2 separate regions of the Homo sapiens genome follow, and region 1 is linked to region 2. Evidence: read pairs that join two places in POLR2A ChIA-PET (ENCODE). Cell type or tissue: MCF 10A. All regions are shown on one strand. Each heading gives the region's core, and the rest is flanking DNA. Links, peaks and the distances in the headings are about the cores only. Region 1 has its middle 74 kb from the start of ZNF366. Region 2 overlaps ZNF366 (zinc finger protein 366).

Evidence for each region. Peaks named below come from ENCODE experiments on the same cell type or tissue, not always from the same donor. Only the 100,000 strongest peaks of a DNase experiment are listed, where the experiment ranks them.
Region 1: POLR2A ChIA-PET joins it to region 2 with 13 read pairs; 2 of 35 experiments call an interaction of 5 or more read pairs at or near these places.

What each region holds. Positions count from the first base shown.
Region 1 is chr5:72,429,536-72,437,978 of GRCh38, reverse strand. No RefSeq gene overlaps it. Among named protein-coding and RNA genes, the nearest start is that of ZNF366, 74 kb to the left of the region's middle. In MCF 10A, for the core only: no CTCF peak of the experiment used is centred there; no DNase peak of the experiment used is centred there.
Region 2 is chr5:72,481,092-72,489,534 of GRCh38, reverse strand. The region is part of intron 1 of ZNF366 (zinc finger protein 366); the gene reads left to right. Among named protein-coding and RNA genes, the nearest start is that of ZNF366, 22 kb to the left of the region's middle. In MCF 10A, for the core only: no CTCF peak of the experiment used is centred there; a DNase peak (open chromatin) is centred at 3,684.

The DNA of each region.
Region 1 (8,443 bases), core at 301-8,300, 52 kb after region 2:
TTTGGAGGTAGGGTCTTTGGGAGGCACTTAGGTTTGGATTTAAGTTATGTATGGGGCCCTCATGATGTGATTAGTGCCCTTAGACGAAGAGGAGGAGACTAGGCCTTCTCTCTCTCTCCCATGTGAGGATGTAGCAAGGCAGCTCTCTGCAAACCAGGAACAGAGCCCTCACCAGACATTGAATCTGCCTGCATCTTGATGTGCACTTCCCAGCCTCCAGAATTGTGAGAAATAGATGTTTGTTGTTTTAGCCACCCAGTCTATGGTGTTTCGTTACAGCAGCTCATATGCTATTTGACATATGCCTTTTGCGGAATAAGGTTGCTGTGCCTGTTCATTTAACATCACAAGTGGGCCAGGAAGTATCAAAATGAGCCTAAGTAGGTCGTTGGGTTCAATACTATACTTCCTGACCCACTGTAACAACAGCCCTACTTCCTCCTGATGATCAGGTCAATTACCTCTGCCAAGATGGTGATTGTCTTCTCCTTGTCTTCTGTACCCTGGAGGCAAGGAATAAAAGTGTCCAGGTGGCAGCTGTGGCTTATAATTTAATGATACTCTTGCTATGTTCCAAGGTGAAAGTGTACCATCTTTGAGAATGGGAGTTTCTAACCCTGCAGAGCCCAGAGTTACATGATAAGAAGTACAACACCACCACCCCCTGCAACCCGCCAATCACCCCAGAGTGTTATTGGGAGTGATGGCAAGCGGGGCCACTCCCACTTCCTCTCCTGGTCCCTGGACCTATGCAGTCTTTCTATTAGGACATAGCAGCACATAAAAGTCTTTGATTCAATTATATACCAGAGGGTGGCACCCCATCCTTCCAGAGTATTGCCTCCAAGAAGCACTGTAGGGAGCTAGCCACTTCTGGGTGGTGCATATTTGATATGATCAGTAGATCCTGTGGCCAGGGCTCATTTCTAACCTCAGTTACTATAAGCTGAAGGCCATGGCTTGATGCGATGTTATATAGGATTCTATGCCAACATAGCAAGCATTCCATAACCCCATCCCTTGCATAGTAGTGCTGGCTAAGTTCCCATGAGCAGAAAAGCAAACATATACCCAGAGTATGTGTCTATGCCTGTAATGAGGAACCACTGGCCCCTCAGGATGAAAGGAGCTCATTAGAGTCAACATCTTACCAAGTGACTGATTGGTTTTCTTGAGCAGTGGTGTCATACTGGAAACCCATCACCAGTCCTCATGGTTGGCATGTTGGATATCCAGCAGTGGTAGTAGCTAGATCAGCCTTTGTAAATGCAGTTCTTGCTGTTGGACCCGTGTGTAATGTCTGCCAATGTGGCTACTTTGTTCACATGTTCTTTGCTCCAGCACTGGGGTGGCTGAAGTCAACTGGTGAGGTCATTTTTGTCTGCCAGGTTATTTAATGTCTACTCCATGGTAGATGCTATCTAATGATGTGTATTAACATGTGATATAAAGATTTTCATACTCTGTGTTCACTCTCATATGTCTATCCACATGCTCTACCCTAGACAGAGAATAATAGTGAATGCCTACTTTAAGTAAAATGGTGAAGAATTGCCTATCTGAGGAAGTGAAATTTAATTTGAGAACTGAAGTATAGAAGAAACAGGCCAGGGAAAGAGAGAAGAGCATTCCAGATAGAGCAGACAGCAGATGCAAAGGTCCTGGGAGATATATATATATATATATATAAAGTATGGCCAGTTTAACAATTCATTATATTAAGCATTCTGGCAAATAATTTTGTTTCTTCTTCTAGGAAACTGGTATCAACCTTGTGTCAAATGAGGGGATAGATAAGGTAAAATCTATTCATCATCTTCCACCTGCACAGACTGTTGTTGTGTCATTTATCATTGCTGAAGGACAGCTTCCCTTCCAACCTGTGGCAAGTCTAGCGAAGAAAACAGTTTCACTTGGAATGGCAGGTTATCCAAGTCAGGACAATATTTAAAATCCTCAGCAGTGGTTTTGCAAGAGTGTATACATACAAGATTGAGTCAATTGCCTCTCTTCACCCCTTAAGACGGTGTGGTAGAGCACAGCAGGAGAGGGTGTGTGCGGCAAGGTGAGGCTAACATGGAAAGCCATTGAGCAAGGAGGTGAAATAATGAGATTCAGTTTTTGAAAGCTCATTCTGACTATAGTGGATAGGGTTGGAAGAAAGCCAGGATGATGCTAGAAGACCATCAAAAGGCAGTTTCCATAATCTCTGAGAGATAATACTGGCCTGGATTAAGGAGGTAGCAAATAATTTAGAAATGAATGGTTCAAAATCTGACGTGGAGGTCCAATGGACTTGTTATACTGAAGGTAAATTGTAATAAGATGCATATTTTTCTAAGTTCAAAATAAAATGCCACTTGATATAAAGTCCATCTCCTCACATAATGACTGAAGGGATCAATTAGATTTTTATGCTGTCATGAAAACCGTGCTCTTCACTTAGTTGGCAGGAGGGAAGATTTACTAAGTAATGTATGTAAAACTAAGTCCATCTGGTTTCTCTCAGTTTTGCCTATGTTACAACTGGTGAAGAAGTAAATAGTCAAGACTGAGGAAGGCAATGAGGCTTCTCAGACACAGATTCTGGGAAGAAATGACAGAATAACAATGCCAAATGAACACTGAGTTAGAAGATCAGAAAACTAATGGAAAGGCTAGAATTTCAAGACCATCATGTGAGGCTGCAGAGTCCTTTTCATCTCCATAGACCTTGAGGACATCTTTGATACAGCCAATGAAGTAATACACCCATGAACATGAACTTGCACAATCAAAGAGTTAACAGTCTTTATTGTTTTTATTCACTGAATGGAGTCCAGATACATTTCCATTTTTAAAATACAGTTCTCAAAGGATGACAGTCCAGTTACCTGGAAAATTTTATCCCATGATCATCTTATTTAGCAACGGTGTAGAATAAATGAGATATCGTCACATTTTAAGTCCCAAAGTTAATTGGCCCATGGCATCACTGATAGCACGTTAAGAAGAAACAAAAACACCAAAACATGTGGAAGGAATTTGTTCCTGCCCTTAAGGAACACACTGTTCTTAGCTGGCCTGCTGAGGCTGGCAGGAACATGGCTAATGATTTCTGAAATCTCCTTTCTCCAAATCTCCAAAGCCTTAAAGCTAAAAATCTCTGTCCTGTGAAAACCCAGGTGTGAACACAGCCTGGTTCCCTGAAGCACTGTGGCATTTCTTTTTCTTTTCTTTTTTTCTTTTCTTTTTATTTTATTTTTTTCAACATCAGAGCTGAGCCAAGAGTAACTTCCATTCCCGTTAAAAACTCACTCTGCAAGTGGAGGAAGACATGCTCATTTGATAGCTGGGGAGTGACCCTTATGGGGTCCCTGGGGACCCAGTATCAGTGGCGCTCACTGTTTCCTCTTCCCTGGATGCAACAATATATTAAGGGAGAAAACAAAAAAGAGGAGGTTGGCTCTTTTCATGATTTTCCTTTTTAATTTTTGTTGAAAATGGAACAGTGTTCTCTTGATCCTTCAAACAAATGGAGGGGAAGTGGAAGCCCAAAAGTTTCTCTTACGTTCCCCAGAGAGGGTGGCTGTGTTTGTAGTGTGATGTGGGAAAGTCCTTGTGTATCTACTGCATTGTCATGGTGTACCAATGTGATTTGCAGTAGGAAGTGTGGGATGAATAGAATTTTTATGTAAGAGAGAAAGTGATGGAGCCGCATTCTTTGAATCAAAGATCTCCATTTGCCCTTCATCTCTAAGGCATGCTTCCCCTGATGCCACCCCTTATCTTTATTAGCTGATGAGAAAAAACATAAGAGCTCTCTCTGAGCCTGACCCAAACAATGAGTCCAAGCAGAAGTCCTTGCTACTCAGAATGCACTTGGGCAACGAAAGTGAGAGAGTGAGGGTACTTGGCAGGACACACCAGAGATCACACAGGCAATGTGAAGGGGAGGCGGAGGGCTATTAAAACTTCTGGCATCATACCTGAAGAATCATTTTAAACGGACGTTTGAAATACACCATGTGACTCTTTTCACAGAATGGATCTTAATAAACAAACGGTCTTTGTAAGGAAAATGGATAGATATATTAAGAGACATCAAAAAGATTACAAGGATAGTGCTTTCAGCTTAGAAATTCATCATATTAAGCATGCTGGCAAATGGTTTTGTTTCTTCTTCTAGAATGTAGCAATAATGAAATTGGTCTCTCTTTGTGTCAAAGCTTTTGGAAATAAAGCTTTGGATGAAGCAAGATCTATTCATCATTCTGGACTTGCAGAAACAATTGCTGTGTCATTTATCATTGCTGAAGGACAGCTTCCCTTCCAAACTGTGGCAAGTCTAGCGAAGAAAACAGCTTCACTTGGAGTGGCAAGTTATTCAAGTCAGAATAATATTTCAAATCTTCAGCAGTGGTTTTACAAGACTGTATACAAATGGCATAGAGTCAATTGCCTCTTCTCCCTCCTTAAAAACCAATTGAAAATAAAAGAAATATGAAATCCCCAGTAACGGCAAAGTCCTTACAGAAAAAAAAAAAAAGCAAAAATCAAAGCAAAGTTATGCAGAGCCTCAGAAACAGATAATTACAATGTCAGCCTCCCCAGGGACATTCAATAAACATTCGTCAGGTATACTGATGCATCTCTCTGAAGCACACTGTTAACAGGGTCTAATCCCCTTAGAAGTCACTCTAAGCCCCTCTCTGAAGACACAGGTGATTTTGTGGATTTCAAATGGCTCTATTTCCAAAAGCTCCATATGCCTCCATGCTATTAATCTCCTTACCTTCCTGCAGGGATACTTTACTTTTGATCTCAGGTTTATCTACTCAAATGCTTTGCCTTACTCAGACTGTTAGCTCTCTGAGCGAAGGGCCTGGCTACTACTACACCATCTTCAGCAAGGTTTTAAATATACTTGCAATTGGATACAGCCACTATCTCTTCTTCTCCTTAGAATTCCATCAGACCAAGATTGATACATGAATTTATCAGGAGAAGCCTTCAAGAGGACTTCTACAAAATGCTGCTATTTTAAAAGATGCATTTTCCACTATGGTTAATTAAAACTCTATGAGGAAGAGAGGAGCTTCCAGAATGATAATGTAATGATGCCAGTGAAACTTCTCTCCCAGGGAGACATCTATTAAACAGGTAAAAGACAATCACTCAAAAATCTTTGGTGATTGGCCAAAGGGCTTACAACAATTTAAGGAATATTTATTCAACAAATCTACAGAAACTCAGTAGTAACAGTGAGAGGCCATGGCAATCAAGCTAGGATCTTCACCCTTCCCCCTCCCCAGCTCCAGGTGGCTTGTCCAGTGGGCTTGGCAGCCAGGTGGCAACTCCCACCTCCCCAGCCTATACAGACAGAAGATCTCTCCTGGGTGGGCATCCAGGCGACAGTTTCCCCCACCCTCAGCTGCTGCTCAGTGGGGAGGAGCTGAGCGGAGAAGCTGGTGAGGAGTATAGCCCCTCTTTCCCCGCAATTCTGTGTTGTGGTGGAGCCGTTCTAGTGGGTTCGGCAGCTAACTGGCATTCCCATCTCCCCATTTCCTGGTGTAGGAAAGCTATTCTAGGCCAACTGAGCAGCCAATGAACACCAACAGGTTCCATTTCCCCTGGCTGTGCACTGTGGCAGACCTACACTGAGGGAGGTAGCAGAGCATGGTGGTGATGGTTGTACAACATTGTGAATATAATTAACCTATTCTTAGGTTTTACAATATCATCTTTATTGTTGTAGAAATACAGGCCAGGTGCGGTGGCTCACATCTGTAATCCTAGCACTTTGGGAGGCCAAGGTGGGCGGATTGCCTGAGCTTGGGAGTTCCAGACCAGCCTGGGCAACACGGTGAAACCCCGTCTCTACTAAAAACACACACACACACACAAAAAATTAGCCAGGCATGGCTGTATTCTCCTGTAGTCCCAGCTACTCGGGAGGCTGAGGCAGGAGAATTGCTTGAACGTGGGAAGTTGCAATGAGCCAAGATCGCGCCACTGCACTCCAGCCTGGGTGACAGAGTGAGATGCTGTCTCCAAAAAAAAAAGAGAAAGAAATATATACATAACATAAAATTTATCATTTTAAGTGTATAATTCAATGGCAGTAAGTATATTCTCAATGTTGTGCAATCATCCCCACTATTACCAGAAAATTTCCATTATCCCAAGCAGAAACTCTGCACCCATTTAACAATAATTCCCACTATCTCTTTTCCCCAGCCCCTGGTAAACTCTATTCTACTTTCTGACTCTGAATTTGACTACTCAGGTACCCTGTAGAAGTGAAATTACACAATATTTGTCCCTTATCTTAGGCTTATTTTACTAGCATAATGTTTTCAAAGTTGATGCATGTTATAGCACATGTCACAATTTCCTTCATTTTTAAGGCTGAATAATATTTCATTATATATATTTATACTACATTTTGTTTATCCATTTATCCATCAATGAATGCTTGGGTTGTTTCTACGTTTTGTCTGTTGTGAATAATTCTCCTATGAACATTGGGGTACAAATATTTATTTGAGTCTCAGTTTTCAGTTCTTTCCATTTTGATTTTGAGTATATACTGTCTTGATTCATTTTCTGCTGCTATGAAAGAATACCACAGACTGAGTAATTTATAAACAGTAGAAGTTTGCTTGGCTCATGGTTCTGGAGACTGGGAAGTCCAAGATTGAGGGACTAGCATCTGGTGAGGGCTTTGTTGCTGCATCATACCATGGCAGAAGGCATCACATGGGTGAGAGAGAGAAAGGGACCCACTCCCAAGATAATGGCATTAATCCATTTATGAGGGGAGAGTTTTCAGGACCTGACCACCTCTTAAAGGTTGTACCTCTGAACAATGTGGCAGTGGGGATTAAGTTTCCAACACATGAACTTTGAGGGACACATTCAAACCATAGCATATACCTAGAAGTGGGATTGCTGGGTCATGTGGTAATATTCTATGTTTAACTGTTTGTGGTACTGCCAATCTGTTTTGCACAGAAATTGCACCATTTTAAATTCCCGCCAGCAATGCACGAGGGCTCCATTATTCCCACATCCTCATTCAACACTTGTTATTTTCCATGTTTTAATAATAGCCATCCCAATGGGTGTGAAGTGTATCTCACTGTGGTCATAATTTTTTAATTAAAGCACTTGAATTCCTTTATATATTCAGCTGTTAATGCTGGGATCCATATTTACTTTCATAATCTCCCTTCTTTTCTCACGAATATAAAAATAAAAAATAAAAGATGAACTGTACCTGCTCCTCATAAATAGAAACTGGATGCCCAGTGAATTATATGGGGTTTATTCCTATAGCTGTGCTGTTGTTCTGTACCTCTTATCCTTCAAACAACAAGGACCCTATCTGGGTTTTGAATAGAAGCTTTGTCTTAGTCCATTTTGTGTTGCTATAAAGGAATATCTGAGGCTAGGTAATTTATAAAGAAAAGAGATTTATTTGGCTCATGGTTCTGCAGGTTGTTCAAGAAGCATGGTGCCAGCATCTGCTTCTAGCGAAGGTCACAAGCTGCTTCCACTCATGGTGGAAGGTGAAGGGGAGCCAGCGTGTGCAGACATCCCATGGCAAGAGAGGAGGCAAGAGAGAAAGGAGGTGCAGACTGTTTTCAATAACCAGCTCTCTCAGGAACTAACAGAGGGAGAATTCACACCCCTCTGCCCAGGGTGGGTGGGCACTAGTCTATTCATGAGGGAGCCCCACCTCTGCCATTGCCCAAACACCTATCATTAGGCCCTACCTCCAACATTGGGAATAAATTTCAACATGAGAATTCAAGGGGATGAACACCAAACTATATCAAGTCTTTACTCTAGTTAGGGCATTTTCTTCTGTTTTACCATTCCATTTTCTGTTTCCACCCTGGATCCTATCTTCCCTTTATCCTGCATTGCAAGGTGACCTAATAGCTAACTGTGCCCTTGGTTGACCTCTATAAAACTTGCATCACAAATATTGTGGGTTAATCTTTCCTAGGACTTGCCTGTGAATAGTAGACAAGCACTGCATCTTCCCTTTGGGTGGGTGGAGGTGGTGATGTGCATGCACAGGGAAGTAGCAGAACATGTATCCAACCAGGATTCAAGTTACTGGGTCTACCCCTTTGTTGAAGTTTGCACATTTTAAACTGTAAAAACTTCAGAAAGCAAGCAAGCAAAAACCCCAGAAAACCTCTATGGGGCTTTTGTTTGTTTAGAGAGAAAGAACCAACGTGGCTAAGTACTCACATGAGGCATTTAGTGATAAAAGCCTATACTTAGCCACTGAAGATAAGCTATAGTCATCATATGCAAAGCCTTGATACTTTGTTTCAAAGTTAAAAATTTTTCTGTAGTATTTGCCAACCAAGACTTTTCCCTTTGAAATCAAAACAAGAGGACCCACAGCTTCATTTACTCATTCAATGAATGTTCATTGAGCACC
Region 2 (8,443 bases), core at 252-8,251:
CCATGTGCCATGCACATTACCTATTAGGTACATTATTTAATCTTCCTCCAGCTCCATGAAGAAATATATTAGTCAGGATGGATGAGGTTATGCTCCAATAACAAACAACCCCTAAATCTCCCGGCTTTAAAAAAAAGAAAGAAAACAAGAATATATGCCTTACTTGTATTACATATCCACTATATAAATCCAGGTCATCTTACCTTTGGGCCCTAGACTGACAGAGTAACTGTTATCTGAAATGTTTCAGGTTGCTATGGCAGACAGACAGAAAATAATATGAAATTGTGGACTATTTCTTTTTTTTTTTCTTAATTTCTTTTTTGAGATGGGGTCTTGTTGTGTTGCTTAGGCTGGTCTTGAGCTCCTGGGCTCAAGTGATCCACCCACCTTGGCCTCCCAAAGGGCTGGGATTACAGGCATGAGCCACCACATCTGGCCAGAATTGTGGGCTATTTCTTAAAGATTCCACAAGGAAATGACACATGTCATTTGTGCTCATGTGCTCACATTTTATTACACAAAGCAAGTCATGTGCCATGCCTGCCTATAAAGGGATAGGAAAATGCAATACAACCATGTGCCCAAAAGAAGAGCTAGAAATATTTCATGAATAAAGTATTATTGTCTCTGTTTTATAGCTGAGGAATTGAGGCTTAGGGAAGTTAGGAAGTGATGGAGCTGGCTTTCAAGGCCAGGTTTTGTGATGTCAGCTTCTGAGCTCTTTGCTCTCCTATAGTGGGTGCATTTCACAAGCATGTTCCATACATGGTACCCAACCTCTTCTCCAAATGCGGTTGCTGGGCTAAAGTGTTCTTGGGGCTTAAGGGGGTATGCACATGCCCCAGATGTGGACAGGTTAAAGCAAAATCTAAATCACTGTGGCTCAGCTATTATTTCGTTTTACCCACTTCAATTCTCCTTCAAGGGATTCAACACATTCGATGTGAAATCATATGAAAAGAAGCGGTATCTTTGAACACATGCTAGATTTTTCTTTTTAATCCTAGTTTCAAGTGTCATAGATTTCCTTGCTTATTACTTTTATTTGTTAAATAATAAGAAAAGAGTTACTCTGCTCTTACTTTGGTAAGGCTGCTGCCTGTTGGATGTTCATAATCCAGGGAAAGGGATGTTCCCAAATTCCCTCTATTTTTTTCACCCAAAACAGTCTCCAGGAAAAAAAATCTTTGTTCAAAGGAGCAATAAAATAACAATACTTAAAGACTGATGCCACCAGCCCTTAGAAAATCAATTCCAGCATTTCTTCCTCCTGGAACCCAGAGGAAACACCCTGCTATGTAAGTTTTTTTTTTTTTTCTTTCAGATGGGGTCTCACTCTGTCGTTACCCAGGCTGGAGTGCAATGGTGCAATCTTGGCTCACTTCAACCTCTGCCTCCTGGGTTCAGGCGATTCTCTCCCCTCAGCCTCCCCAGTAGCTGGGACTATAGGTGTGCATGACCACACCTGGCTAATTTTTTTGTATTTTTAGTAGGGAGGGGGTTTTACCATGTTGGCCAGGCTGGTCTCGAACTCCTGACCTCAAGTGATCCACCCACTTCAGCTTCCCAAAGCACTGGGATTACAGCTGTGAGCCACCGCACCCAGTACCCTGTTATGTCAGTTCTTCTCAGACTTTCCTATTTCTAATGGGGGAGAAAAATATGAAGAAGAAATCCTAAGCAGTCTGCCACAGGTAGAATTTCAGACTTTAACCTGTCCTGGTATTTTGCATTTTGCAAAATACCCATATTTGTCCACTACTACATAGGCCAAAAGATACACTAACTTATTCTGTGGTTTCCACCACACCTAGGAACTTGAGCTTAAGCCTTCCCCATCTTTTAACAGCAATATGCTTATCTGAAAGTGGGTCCCTGAGGGAGAGGGACAAGGGTTGCTGTCAGGCTAAGGGCATGGTAGTTGACCCTTGGCAGCTAGAGTATCCCAGAAGCCAAAGAGGGTAAAGGAAAAGAGGAGGAGGGAGAGAGGAGGGGAGAAGGACTGTGAAATGATATCAGAAGACTAGGAAGAACCCCAAATATGGCCTTAAAAGGCATATGGAAATGACTTGGAATCAAATTACTGAAAACATAGTTGTTAGGGAACCACATTTTTTATTCATTATATTTTTCTGATTCATTAAAAAAGACAAAGTACTTTGTTTAGAGCAAAGCAGGTTTTAGCCTGAGGCAAATTGTTTAACCTTGCTGGGGTCCAATCCATAAAGCACGAGCTCAAGCACTGCTCAGCCTAATGAGGTGTAAAGTTGCAAAACTCTTTGAAGACAGAGAGCTCAATTTCAGTATTATGCATTATTGAATAAAATGCCAGTTTAGGAAGGAAACTCTCCGGTAGCATTATATATGCCTAAACTGGTAGCCAACTGGAAGAGCTGGTTGTCAAAGCTTCATGACAGAAAGAACCTAATTGTTGATCACTTAAAATGGAAAATAAGAATCAGGGCGTAGTGGCTCATGCCTGTAATCCCAGCACTTTGGGAGGCCAAGGCGGGTGGATCACAAGATCAGGAGTTCAAGATCAGTCTGGCCAACATGGTGAAACCCCGTCTCTACTAAAATACAAAAAGCAGCCAGGCGTGGTGGCAGGCGCCTGTAATCCCAGCTACTCAAGAGGCTGAGGCAGGAAAATCGCTTGAACCCGGGATGCAGAGGTTGCAGTGAGCCCAGATCAGAGGCCATTGCACTCCAGCCTAGGTGACAGAGTGACTCCATCTAAAAAAAAAAAGAAAAGGAAAATAAAAGAACAAAGATATAAGCCAGGCAGTAACAAATGGCATGCACCATTACAGCATTGGCTTGGTTCAGAGACAGATTCCTGAGCTAAAGAAGGCCTCATTTACTGGAATGGAAAAATGTAAGGCCAGGAAATTGCTCAGAGGTCTCCTGTCCTTTCCTGTACACATGGGATGCACTATGTGTTGGCTACTGTTTTGGATCAGAATCTCACTTTTAGAAATAGCCCAAGTCTGTCCTTGGGAAGGGAGAGAATGTTGTGGTATATTTGTGTGTGGTGGTGTAGGGCAGGGGAGGTACACAGGATGTTGGGAGGAGCCAGTTAGACCCTCCCTGAATCCAAACTGTTTCCTTGGGCCTCACAGTCATCAGAACTGAGCTGTAAGATTGGGCAGCCAATCTGAGTGCAAGGAGCCTCCAAGTCTCCTGAACTAGCACCAAGGTAGAGCTGAGTTGGTCCCACTGACAGCACAGGCCAATTCTGCATGTTCAAGCCCAATGGCTGGTCTCAAGTCTGCCTATTTTTCAGGTGCATAGGCTAAGCTTTAGTCTCACAGTCAACAGATGTTTACCAGGCAACAACCTCTCACGAAACATTATTTTAGGCAGCAGGAATATATAAGGAAACAAAAGACAAATATTCCTGTGTACACAGAGTTGCATTCTAGTGGAGGAAAATGAACAATGACTAAAGTAAGGTGCACAGTGTGTTAGAAGATATGGAGAAAAATTAAGTCAGGAAGGAGAGAGAATACGGAGTGCTTGATAGCCAGAGTTCGGGTGGCCTCACTTCAGACACAGTATTGTGTAAAAACTTGAAGGAAGCAAAAGAGGCACGTGGGTATCTTGGGGAAGAGCTGTCCAGGCAGAAAGAACAGCAAGTGAAAGGCCCTGGGGTAGGAGAATGCCTGGTGTGTGCCAGGAACAACCAGAGGCTGGAGAGTGGGAGTGGAAGAAGCAAGTGAGCAGGTGGTAGGGCATGAGATCATAGGAGTAACAGGGAGAAACTTCATGTAGAGACTTGTAGGCCACGGCGCGGACTGTGGCTTTTACTCTGAAATAGATGGAAAATCACTAGAGAGTTTTGAGCAGGGGAATAACAAGATCTGATTTACATTTTAATAGAACCTGCCTGACTATTGTGTTGAGCAGACAGGAGCCCAAGGGAGAAGACAGGAGAAGAGTCAGGAGGCTGTTACAATGATCCTGGAAGGAACCTCTGGCGGCCTGACCAGGATAGAGGCAGTGGAAGTGGTGAGAAGTGCTTGGATTCTAGACAGACATTGAAAATGGAGCCCGTAGGATTTGCTAATTCATATACCAGGTTACTCAGATGGCCTGTCCAAGAACACATTAGTGAACTGGGAAGAGGTAATAAAGAAGGAAGGGACACAGCTAGAGCAGGCAGGATTCCAGTTGTTCTTCCTTTGTTCCTTTCTTTAACTGAGGGTCTGTTATGGGGCAGGCACAATAGTGACTGTGAACTAACAGGATCCCTGACCTCATGGAGCAAACAGTATGGAGAGAGTCAGACATTAAGTGAATAATCACACAAATCCATGTAAAATGACCACTCTAACATGTGCTGAGTGTCAATGTTGAAAAATATTTTTTCCGCATTTAATCAAGAGAATACAATAATTACTAAACATTTTTTAATGTTTTTTTACTAAATTTTTGAAATCCAGTGTGCATTTTACATGTACAGCGTACCTCTATCCAGGTCAACTGAATTTGATGTGCTCAAAAGCCACACGTGGCTAATGATGAGTACTGAATTATACAGCACAGCTCTAAACCATCAAGCCACACACATTTTAAAGTCATGAACAAAGCACTGGAAATATAGGTCCTTCTATGGTAATTTAAAAAGCAGGTAAGACTTAAATAGAGCCTCTTGCATTTTAAAATTGAATACTTTGTCATTAATTAGCTGTGTGCATTTGGGGACATCAGCTTACTATCCTGTGCCTCAGTCTACAATAAGGAAGTGTGATGGGGCTGGGTAATGGGTACTTACCCTTTCAGTCTTAATGATCATTGACTCTGGATAAGGAAGTCCAAATAGTTTTTCCTTCTCTTGTCATCGCTCCTGAAGAGATCTTTCCTTTCAACCTTAACACCTCTATGATATCTGAAAGGTGGAATTTGACTAGTTCAATAGTGAACTGACAAAACTCCAAAATGGCCTTCATTCCAAAGCAAAAGAGTTGAATTTTTCTAGAGAAATTTGAATACTGACTATTTAAATGATTAATGAAATTATTATTATTATTATTATTTTTTTTTTTTTTGAGACGGAGTCTCGCTCTGTCGCCCAGGCTGGAGTGCAGTGGCGGGATCTCGGCTCACTGCAAGCTCCGCCTCCCGGGTTCACGCCATTCTCCTGCCTCAGCCTCCCGAGTAGCTGGGACTACAGGCGCCCGCCACTACGCCCGGCTAATTTTTTGTATTTTTAGTAGAGACGGGGTTTCACCGTTTTAGCCGGGATGGTCTCGATCTCCTGACCTCGTGATCCGCCCGCCTCGGCCTCCCAAAGTGCTGGGATTACAGGCGTGAGCCACCGCGCCCGGCGATTAATGAAATTATTGAGTTTTAGGTATAATATACTATTGTGGCTAAGTTTTAAGAAAAATTACCCATGTTTAAGAGATACATTCTGAAATATTTATAGATGAAATAATATGATGTCATGGATCTGTTTCAAAAGCATCCCAGTCGGAAGGTGGGGAAAGTGAGTGAGGTATAGATGAAATGAGATTGGTCATGAATTGAAACTAAGTATAAGGACAGATATTATTCTGTCTACTTTCATAGTTTGAACTTTTCCTTAATAAAAAGTTTTTTTTTTAAGTAGATCTTCAGACTTTCTTAGATTTTAAACTTTCCCCTTAAATACTGTGTATCCCTCATGGTACAGATGAAAAAACCTGCTTGAGGGCCAGGAGCACATGATTCTTACTTAATACTCCAGTGGGATGAAGCCCCAGGCCCATCATTCCCATCACAGTTTAAATATCTCTGGCAGTTTTAGTAGTAACACAACTTTGTTCTCTCATCCTTCCCCTTGGTACAGTTTAGGATCAATATCTAGAAGTGAAAGGCTGTCTCCCCTGTGATTCAAGGAGAGCCCCCAAACTCTGCCAGAGCCACACAGGTGTCCAGGGAGCATGGCGATATATCACTGGTTTGTACAAAATACACTGAAAATCTAGAAAGGTGCAGATGCTTGGCTCACAGGCACAAAGAATGTTACTTCTTCTCATATTGTGGAAGCTACATGCCACAGAGACAGGTAGGGGCTATCTGAGGAAGGATCTCAGAGGGAATGTGACCTCAAAGGCCAGGAAGCCAGCATCTGGGACCCACCACAGTGGTGGGTATAGGTCTCTTGTTACCCTGGGTTGCCTGGGCATTATCTAAATGTCTGGCATAATGCTCTAAGTTCAGTGTGAGCTTTCTTGTCTCCACCTGTTCACTTTACCCTCTCAAACATCATGATAGAGGATGAAGAAGCTGGACCTCACCTCTGAGTTACTACCCAAGACATTGTGAGGGGCTGAATGGTAAATGGAGAGCACAGGACAATCTTGCAGGATTGACACCTTCAGGTACCTTTGCCTGACCAGCATGGATCTTCTAGCTTTGACACCACTGGATGCCTGACTTCTCACCATGAATTACAGCAGGCACTCATTTTTACTTCCAAAGGAAGACTACTGCTAATTTCTTTAAAACAGCATCTACAGAGAAAGAGAACAGGACTCAGTCTGGAAATGTTTTCCTTTTGCATTTTCATCAGCCAAAAAAGTATTGAGTTTAGGGTACTAACATACGGTGCAAATGTTAATTTTAAGGGAAATTTGGCACACTCAGCATGCCAAACTGTGCTACTTTCTACACATGTGATACTTGGCTTCAGTGGTGGCAATACAGTGCCAGATTTTCTTAAATGTCAGGCATTTTAAGAGAAGGTTTCTCAGAATTTAAAATCACACACACACACACACACACACACACACACACACACAAAATAGAAATGCAACTGTGATGTTTCTAAATAAAATAAATTTGACTGCCATAGGAAGACAAGGCAACAGCTCTCCGGAGCCTGTGGTGGACCACAGGTTGATGCTCAAACACCTGCACAGTGCTGTTTTAAGCTCTAAGCAATGTATTGTAATCCCATAATACATTAACATGATGATAATCTGCAACATAGAATATTCAATCTTTAGGGCTCATAGATGGTTTCCCTGGAAGGTGTCCCCTGTCTGTTGAAAGAACTCACTTATGCTACCTAAATCAGAGAAGCAGGTGAGAATTATCCAGAGGAGTCCCAGCAAATGTCAGCATTTGGTAGTCCTTATTGTCAGAATAGTCTGATACTGAAATACGTTGAGCCTGGGACCCTACACTTCTTCTTACTAAACTTCCCCTTGACTACTTTGGTTTATCAAGTTTATCCTAAGCACAGATCTGACTCTCTCAACTTCATTGGCTCATTACATGATGTTGGGGGATCTTTTCTAGGTTTTCACCCACATCATAGGTAAAACATTCATTTCAAGACTGTTTTGTCTCTACTTATGAGTCCGAGTCCAGATTTCTAGTTATTTTCATACTCCTGGAAGAGCAAGAAACCTAATGGTGTACTTCCCAATGGACTGATGAAACAGTGCAGAGGAGGAGGAAATTAAGAATGATACAAAGCTTTACACGGACCAGGATAGAGTCAAAGTCATCCAGTAAGAAGGAATATATGAACCGAGATTCCTGACACTTGGACTCTAGAACTTTAAAACTCTCATATCTTGCCCATGCCTCTATCGGATGAATGAAACCTGAACTAGAGGATATCAGAAACCCTTTCCCATGCACTAAACATTCTATAATTAATTCTCTTCACCTCAGGGGTTTGGGGGGAACTAAACATACTAATGGGTATGAAAATTTTGAAAGAATTGGGAGTTATCTCAGTGTAAGTTAGCACAACGTCATGAAATAATTATCTCAATAAACCTAGAATTGTTTCTTATTCTTATTATAATGTTGGGTCAAATGTAGGAGCTTACTTAATGTCAGGTGGAAAACAAAAGGAGTCACAGAAGACAAAAAGATACATTTATAGAAATGAGTAATATAAGTATAAATTAGGTTGATCTTTTGGGAAAACAATTTAGCAATATGTATTAAGACCTGAAAATTAATATACTTTCACTTTGTAATTCTATTTCTAGAGAATCTAATCTAAGGAAATGATAGAGATGTAACAAGGATTTATGAACAAAGTTGTCTACCGCAGTGCTATTTGTCTAGTGCATAGAGATATATAATAAGTAGTGCTGTAAAAGAAAATATATTCATGCATAGTAAAAGACTTGAAAGAAACGGACCAAAATATTAACACAGTAACTCTTGGTGGTAGTATTATTGATTATTTTAATTTTCTTTCTTAGATATTTCAGCCTTCTATTTACAATGGTAATAAATTATACTATTTAAAGGTCATTAAAAATAAATTATATAGAATTGTTCACCTTAATCTAATTCGGGTACCAACACATTTTGTCTTTTAATATATCTGATCAGTAGCCAGCTTATCTCTACTGCTTTCAGGACTTTCTTCTGTTCTTTGCTAACCATGAGGCTGCACGGGCTTTTTATTACGGCTGTTATTTGCCAA